2 separate regions of the Homo sapiens genome follow, and region 2 is linked to region 1. Evidence: chromatin contacts called from ENCODE Hi-C or POLR2A ChIA-PET data. All regions are on one chromosome and are shown on one strand. Each heading gives the region's core, a stretch centred on a gene start or an enhancer-like site at or near the end of the contact. The rest is flanking DNA. Distances are from core to core; before and after follow the strand shown.

Region 1 (3,880 bases), core at 597-3,096:
TCGGGAAGCTGAGGCAGGAGAATCCCTTGAACCCGGGAGGCAGAGTTTGCAGTGAGCTGAGATCGCGCCACTGCACTCCAGTCTGGCAACAGAGCGAGACTCCGTAAAAACAAGCAAACAAAAACAAGGAAAGGCCTAATTTATTTTCCTTGTCCTAGACTTCTGAGTCTAACTCAGATTTACAAAGGCTTAAATCAAGCAGAATGTACTGAAGTTCTCTGATGCTTCTTAGGAGTTATCAACATTTCCCAGCTCATGCTAATTTATATATCTACAATTCCTTATGATATACAAAATATATACATCTATTTACTTATCGTGTTCCCCAAGATGGATTTTTTTATGCGGATGTTTCATTACATGGATAAATGAACTAAATTTCAGAGAACTTAAGTAACTTGGCCAAGGTTAAGTGAATAGCAGTGTCAGAATTAAGCCCGGAATTCTGCTTTCCTCACTTTTAATATTATGAACTTTCCATTTTCTCTTCGGTGTTAAGGAGAAGCATTCAGTACAAATCTTCAGGACTCTAAACACTTAAAAAGGTCCTTCCTGAAATGAGAACTGACAGTGAATTCTAGGGTCAATCTGAAATGTGATTTTTAGAAAAAGATCCCAGAGAAATTCAGTTAACTGATAGGGACATGCCATCCCTAACTTGGGCCATATCCACCAAATCTATTTTTAAAGATTGACTTTTAGTATGCCAAACATTCTATACCACTGAGCTCTATTACACAGATTTCTAGTCTAATTGGTTTGTATGACAAGAGATTGTGATTTAACTCTCTCATATATTTGGAAGGAAAGCTTTTCCTCTCTTCCTTTTATGATTAAGCTGCAAATCTCACAAAACCAGCCAAGCCTGAAAATCCAGGAGCTTATTCTTGAACTCCATGGCTCAATAAAGATGCACATCCTAGAGTTATTTCTGAGACCCCTTACAAATATGTCTTGGGTTTGTTGAAGTTTGACACAAGAGGGCATTCAGCAGCATGCCAAAATGATATTGTTTGGATCCTTTATTATAATATATATTTTTTTTCTTTTTAAGTCAGACCACACAAAGAATCACTCAGCTAGAGCAAAAGCTCTTCAGCAGGTTTCAGAACTGCTTAGGAAATTGCCAGAGTGGACACATCCGTATGAGAGCCACAGTCACAGCAAATGCCACAGGGTGTGTTCGACGAGCATGATGAACACCTGCCTTTTCCCCAGATGCTCAGATGGCGGCGTGGCTCTGGGCTGTGTTTTCTGAAGTTCTAATGCAACCCTCCCAAGGCCTGATGAACCTGTTAACTGGATCAGGTTTTGGTGGGTCCTTTCATGAATGAGGCAGAGGCACCAGCTCTGTGAATTGGAGGTGGCTTCCTTGCTTCCAAAGTCAATATGCAGAGTGTCCTGATAGCATGGGAGCATCTCAAGCGTAGCCAGCAGAGTAGACGCTTCATTTTTCAGCCCTTGCTAGAAGGCAGAGAAAGAGGAAGTTTCTTCAGTGCTTAGCAGTCTGCTCCTCCCACTGATGAATTTTTAATCACACATTTTCCTCCCTTAAGTTAAAATTGATAAAATCTCTATACATGTGTCTTGTTTGACAATTGATAATAACATTGAAAAATAACAATATTGTTGACTATACAAGGCAATTTCTTCAAATTGAGTAATGATGTGATGTGTGTGGTTAACTGTCTCTACCCAGGAAGTGGTTTTATTTAAAAGTTTTGTGCTCACCCCACCCCCCGCCTTTTTCTTCCCCCAGTACTGAAATTAAGCAGCATCCAACACAGGCCTACTCTTACGACATGTGACTTTACTGTTTTCCGTTTTTGTTGAAAGAGTCATTAACAGTTAGGAGTTGATGGCAGTTTCAATAACAGGTCATTGCCGAGAAAAGGTAAGTTTTAACTTTATATTGTACATGAAATTTAAACTTGAACATGTTCGGCAGAGTTTCCTACATTTTGGTGTGAACATATAAACATTTCTACAAAATATGACGCTTTTACCTGTGATTAAAACATTGGCTGGTTTCCTTTGATGTAGAAAAGAATGTTCTTTTCATATTTGCAGCTGTCAAATTCCAATGTCTTTTACTAAAATGTTATAATAATAAGATGATTTGCTAAGATTTTGTACTAAAATGTTAAAGACAGAATAAGTTATAAAGTTTTAGTTTGAAGTGCATTTAAAAATAACTACTAGAAATAATGTGAGACTTTGCACCTTTAACCAACTGTTTTATAAAAATATGTATTGTTCAACATCCAGATAAGGAAAGAGAAAAGGGTATAACAATGAGAAATAGCTTGAATTTCAGTGTGAAAGATACTCACTTTAAAGCATTGTATTAATGTTAGCACTAAAAACCCTTAAAAAGGTTACTATGTAGCTAATTAAAAAGCAAGGAGCTTTTAAAATGTAAAGGAATACTGTCTATCATGACACTTGAAATTTTTTTTCTAAATTTCATTTAAGATATAGGGTGAAATGAGTGTAAGTTTCTAATTCATAAGCAAACTTTTATATTTAAAAAAGAAGTCACAGCTGATTTCATTGAAGGTTACTCTGAGAGGAGAGGCAAATTAGAGGTATACTTTTGTTATTTATGTAATTATATAATTTTCCTTCTTTGAAATATTCCAAAATAATAAACCTTAGAAATGAAAAGGATTTGTTAGTCCTAAACTGACATGTAATTTTCTTTTATATTGACTTCTTGCTTTTACAGAATGTCTTTGTGTGCTGTAACATATGTGCAGAAAACATCAAAATATTGCTAATCTCAGAGACAAATACCTAAAATAAATCTGACTGTAGATTTTTGAAAGAATTTTAATAACAGCCCAAGATATGATCCATTCTTCCCTAATATTATTTTTATTGTGCTGCTGGATGGGAGAAGTGATGGCCCCCACAACACCTATTTTTTGTGTTATTAAAAAATGGTTACAGGGTTGATAAGTGGCAACAATTTTCTTTTCTTTTATTGTCTTCTATTGAAAGACACACATAAATGTTTTTTGACATGGTCAATTTAGTAGGAAATTATTAGGCATAGTAGTACACTCCATTTTAAGACCTCTTCAATTGTCAATACTGAAGCTAGCTACTTGTTGACTATTAAAATGATCACAGAAAAATAGAGATTAGGACTTGGTGTTCAATACATTTTTTATTGTTAGCATGTAAGAAGACCCTGGTAATATATATTTGCTTTGATATTGTGATTAGATTTTCAATTTGTTGCATTTCCTCACAATGGAAAGCATTATTTAAATCTGTCTTCAATATCGTGGTTCTGAACCTCTGCATCTATAGAAGCTGTATAATTCTGATAATTTTGGTTGATATGTTATTACTTTCTTTCATTTTATTATAAAAGAATATCAAATGAATAAACACATGCAATACTTACACCTTAGCAAGAATGAATATGCAGATAAACATCTGGCATTGAGGAAAAGTCCATGAAAATTTTTTAAATTGTTTAATGCTTTTAAAAAAGAAATTCACTGTAAAAATGAGTGTTTCTTGCAGAAACTGTTAAATTAAAATACACATATTTTATGGAATATGTGTAAAATTAAGAATGAATTGAAGAGAGCTTGATATGAATTTAGAAAGATCAATGAGTAAAGATGATAGGTAAATTAAAATACCTTCAGAATTGTTTGTAAAGAGCAGTAAGGTACAAACCAAATTTTAAGACAGTTAATTGCAAATAAGTTACTATAGAATTCTATTACTTTATATGTTTTAAGTGGATGAGTCAGAAACAAGTTTTGATGAAATGAAAATAATACGGAAGATTTTATTTGGAAAGTCATATTAAAGCTAATTTGCTCAAAGAATGTCGTGCTTTTCCACTTAGGGCCAGCAT
Region 2 (3,880 bases), core at 585-3,084, 46 kb before region 1:
GTGTAAACAGACGGTAGCCTACACTTGTGCCAATCATTGAGTTTTGACCAATCAAAGGTAGCCAACTGTTCAAACCATGTTCAAGTAAGGCAAACACCAAGCTGTAACCAATACCTCACTTCCATTCTCTGTACGTCACTTTCCTTTTTCTGTCCATAAATTTTCTTCCACTAACTGGGTGTGCTGGAGTCTCTAAGCCTACTCTGGCTCAGAAGGCTGCCCAATTCATGAATAATTCATTGCTGAATTAAACTCCTTTAAACTTAATTCGGTTGAAGTTTTTCTTTTAACACCCGTTTTCCTCTTGATAAGGTTTCTGATTTTCCAGACTATAAGTCTCAATGAAGAATTCAGGAAAGCCTAATTTCACATAGCTGAACAATGAATTATGTTACACTGTATCTGTGTCTCCCTAAATCTAAAATCCCCTATGAGAACTCATAGGAATCATGATTTAAGGAGACCAGAAAGACCTCTGCTTGGTATTTTCCAGAAATATTATCCTTCTAAAAACTAGAAATATAATTGTATTTCTAAGCATTTTTCTAAATTTAAAAATGTTTTAATTATCTATTGCTGCATAAATTTCATGGCTGGGAGAACAATGTTTTGATTTGCCCATAATTCTGTAAATCATAAATTGGACAGGGCTCAGCTGGAGTGGTTTTTCCACTTACATGTCATTGTCTGGAATGTCTTACAGGGTTAAATTCCACTCCAATGGCATCTGGGGCTGGAATAACTAAGATGACTTGACTTACATATCTGGCACTTTAGCAGGGATAGCTGAGATGCTGGACACCTGAGACTTCTATCTCTCTCTTTCTGCCCACTCCCACCCTACCCCACCCCATGGATGCTCAGGCCCCTTTTCATGGTGACTAGATCCCAAAAGCGAGCATTTTAAGTCGTGACAGCAAAAGCTGTAGATGTCTTTAGGCCAAGCTTTGAAAGTTTCCCAGTGTCACTTCCACCAGATTCTACTGACCAGAACAAGTCACAGGGCTAGCCTAGATCCCAAGGAAGGGGAAATTCATACTACTTCTTGATGCTGAAGCAGCATAGGCATACTGTGGGAGACCACATAGATGGGCTTTCTGGTTGTAGCTACCTTTGGAAACATAATAGACTCCAGAAAAATTCATAAAGATTATATTCAGGAAAGCTTGTCTAAATATTATTTATAAAGATAGAAAGCAGGAATCAAATGCACAACTGTAAGGGACTGGTTCAATTATTGCATCATTAAAAATCCTGTTTGAGGGCCAGGCATGATAGCACTTTGGGAGGGTGAGGTGGGCAGATCGTTTCAGTTCAAGAGTTTGAGACCAGCCTGGGCAACCTGGTGAACCCCCTCTCTACAAAAAATACAAAAAGTAGCCAGGTCTGGTGGTGCACTCTTGTGGTCCCAGCTACTCAAGAGGCTGAAGTGGAAGGATTGCTTGACCCTGGGAGGTTGAGTCTGCATTGAGCTGAGATTGTGACACTGAACTCCAGCCTGCGTGACAGAGCCAGACCCTGTCTCAAAAAAAAAAAAAAAAAATCCTGTGTTAGAATTATTTTAGCATTTATATATATATATATATATAGAAAATAGAGAAATAGGATTCCAACTCCCAAAGAACAAGAATTAGAAATAAAGATAAATATCATTAAATCTAAGTCAGAATAAGCTAACAGAGGTACTTCCACCAAGTCTTATGAAAGTGAAGAGGAGAGTTTTAATCCTAACAACAGGGATAAAAGAAGACTTCCTCTTTTCTTTTTTTTTTTTTTTTTTCAGTTTCTGGAATTCCTCAGAAGACTCAACTTCTCAGGTTTTCTTCATGAGCAGTAATGAGTGAGTCAGAGAGGAAATGGCATCATCTAAATACGGTGGCATTGTTGCATGCAGAATGTTTCACTTTCAAACGCTTGGACTAAATGTGCTCAGTCAAAATAAATTAAAAATAAAGAATGGCCTAAATTGTGTAGGTGGATGATGCAGCTCTTCATTCCTTTCAGTGAGCTGAGGACCCAGGTTGAATGTGGCCAAACTGACAAAAATTCCTCCTGCCTCTCAAGTGTCTTTCAGGAACAAGCATTTCCCAGAGCATTTCCCAATAGGATTCTAGTGTTTATATGAGGTCTATTTTGTACTATTTTTTTTACTCAAAATACAAATTAGATACATGACCTGGAAGTCAATCAAAGTGTCCTGTTTTCCAGTAATGGAGGAAAAACTGTCCACACTGGACTTATTTAAAGAATATAGGCTTCTGGCATGTTGCCTCCATTGAAGAGCTGCAGTTTGTTTAGAGGTCATTGGGGCCCTAAAATTCTACATCCCCACTTTGTACAGATGTAGAAACTGAGGACCAAAGTAGTCAAAGTCTAGAACCCTTAGGTTCTAATTATGCCTGTTCCTTTTCCCTCTCCCTTCTATACTGTGTTTCTGTGGGGATTCTACAATTCTCAATTGCTACACAATCCCTTAGGGGGATAACAATATTGCAGATTATTACTGATTATTTTGTTTAGCTGCTTAAGCCTCTTTATAAACCTGCCTCTCTCCTGACAGAGGTGATAGTCTTTCACAGGATTCTCTGGCTTCAGTCACCACACACTTGTTTAAAATATGGAATATTTAGCATTGAATGCAGGAACTATTCATTGATTTACAGGAAATACATGCGCAACTCTGACCATATGCCAAACTCCATTCCAGCCAGGAAGGGTGGGCGCCTGTAACATTTTCCTTGCTTTCTCCATACCTGCTTTCACTGCTTTCACACTAACTTTCAGGAAAAGAAAGCAATAATTCATGCATACTGCATGTTCTATACAGGCATACATTGCCTTATTGCATTTCGCTTTATTGCACTTTGTGGATATTTCATTTCATACAAATTGAAGGTCTATGGCAACTGTGTCACACAAGTCCATTGACACCATTTTTCTAACAGTGTGTGCTCCCTTCATGTCTCAGTGTCATATTTTGGTAATTCTTGTGACATTGCAAGCTTTTTCATTATTATATCTGTTATGGTGATCTGTGATCAGTGATCTTTGATGTTACTATTATAATTGTCTTGGGATGCCACAAACCATGCCCGTATAACTTGGTGAACTTAACCAATAAATGTGTGTGTTCTGATTGCTCCACTGGCCATTTCCCTGTCTTTCTTTCTCTGCATGGGCATCCCTACTCCCCAAGACACAATATTAAAATTATGCCAGTTAATAATAACTTTACAATGGTCTCTAAGTGTTCTAGTCAAAGGAAGTGTCACAGGTCTCTCACTTTAAATCAAAAGCTAGAAATGACTAACCTTAGTGAGGAAGGCATGTTGAAAGCAGAGACAGGCTGAAAGCTAGGCCTCTTTTGCCAAATGGTTTAGTTAATGTGTGAATGCAAAATAAAGCTCTTGAAGGAAATTAAAAGTGCTACTCCGGTGAACACAAAAATGATAAGAAAGCAAAACAACCTTATTGCTGACATGAAGAAAGTTTGGGAGGACTGGATAGAAGATCAAACAGGTCATACAATGTTCCCTTAAGAGCTAAAGGCTAATCCAGAGCAAGGCCCTAACTCTTTAATTCTGTGAAGGCTTACAGGTAAGGGCACTGCTGAAGAGGTTGCTTCATGAGGTTTAAGGAAGAAGCCAGCTCCATAACATAAAACTGTAAGGTGAAACAGCAAATGCTGACCTAGAAGCTGCAGCAAAGTACCCAGAAGATCTAGCTACACCATACAACAGGTTTTCAAGTAGAGGAAATAGACTTCTAGTGGAAGAAGATCCCATCTAAGACTTTCGCAGCTAGAACATAGAAGACAACGCCTGGCTTCAAAGATTCAAAGAACAGGCTGACTCTCTTGTTAGGGGCTAATGCAGCTGGT

The links. A loop is a pair of places that touch in the nucleus more often than their neighbours do. ChIA-PET counts read pairs that join two places held with the same protein, here RNA polymerase II (POLR2A). Pooled maps may share reads with other maps.
Region 2: a loop to region 1 is called in a pooled map, with 5 times the contacts of the local background. The contact joins the enhancer-like site here to the promoter of ARHGAP15 in region 1. A Hi-C loop is called at or near these places in 2 of 168 maps with a recorded cell type or tissue (endothelial cell of umbilical vein and mammary epithelial cell), 3 of 37 single-sample maps with no recorded cell type and 10 of 50 pooled maps. POLR2A ChIA-PET finds 5 or more read pairs at or near these places in 7 of 52 experiments (A673, CD4-positive, alpha-beta memory T cell, H1 and 4 more).

Annotation. Positions count from the first base shown.
Region 1 is chr2:143,127,573-143,131,452 of GRCh38, forward strand. It overlaps ARHGAP15 (Rho GTPase activating protein 15), which reads left to right and starts at 1,847. Exons shown (of 14, transcript NM_018460.4): 1 at 1,847-1,894.
Region 2 is chr2:143,082,022-143,085,901 of GRCh38, forward strand. No RefSeq gene overlaps it. Among named protein-coding and RNA genes, the nearest start is that of ARHGAP15, 45 kb to the right of the region's middle. Within about 2 kb of position 1,835, at least 3 of the 41 ENCODE cell types and tissues checked have a DNase peak (open chromatin) inside an H3K27ac peak, as active enhancers do; they include endothelial cell of umbilical vein and mammary epithelial cell, where a contact is called at or near this core.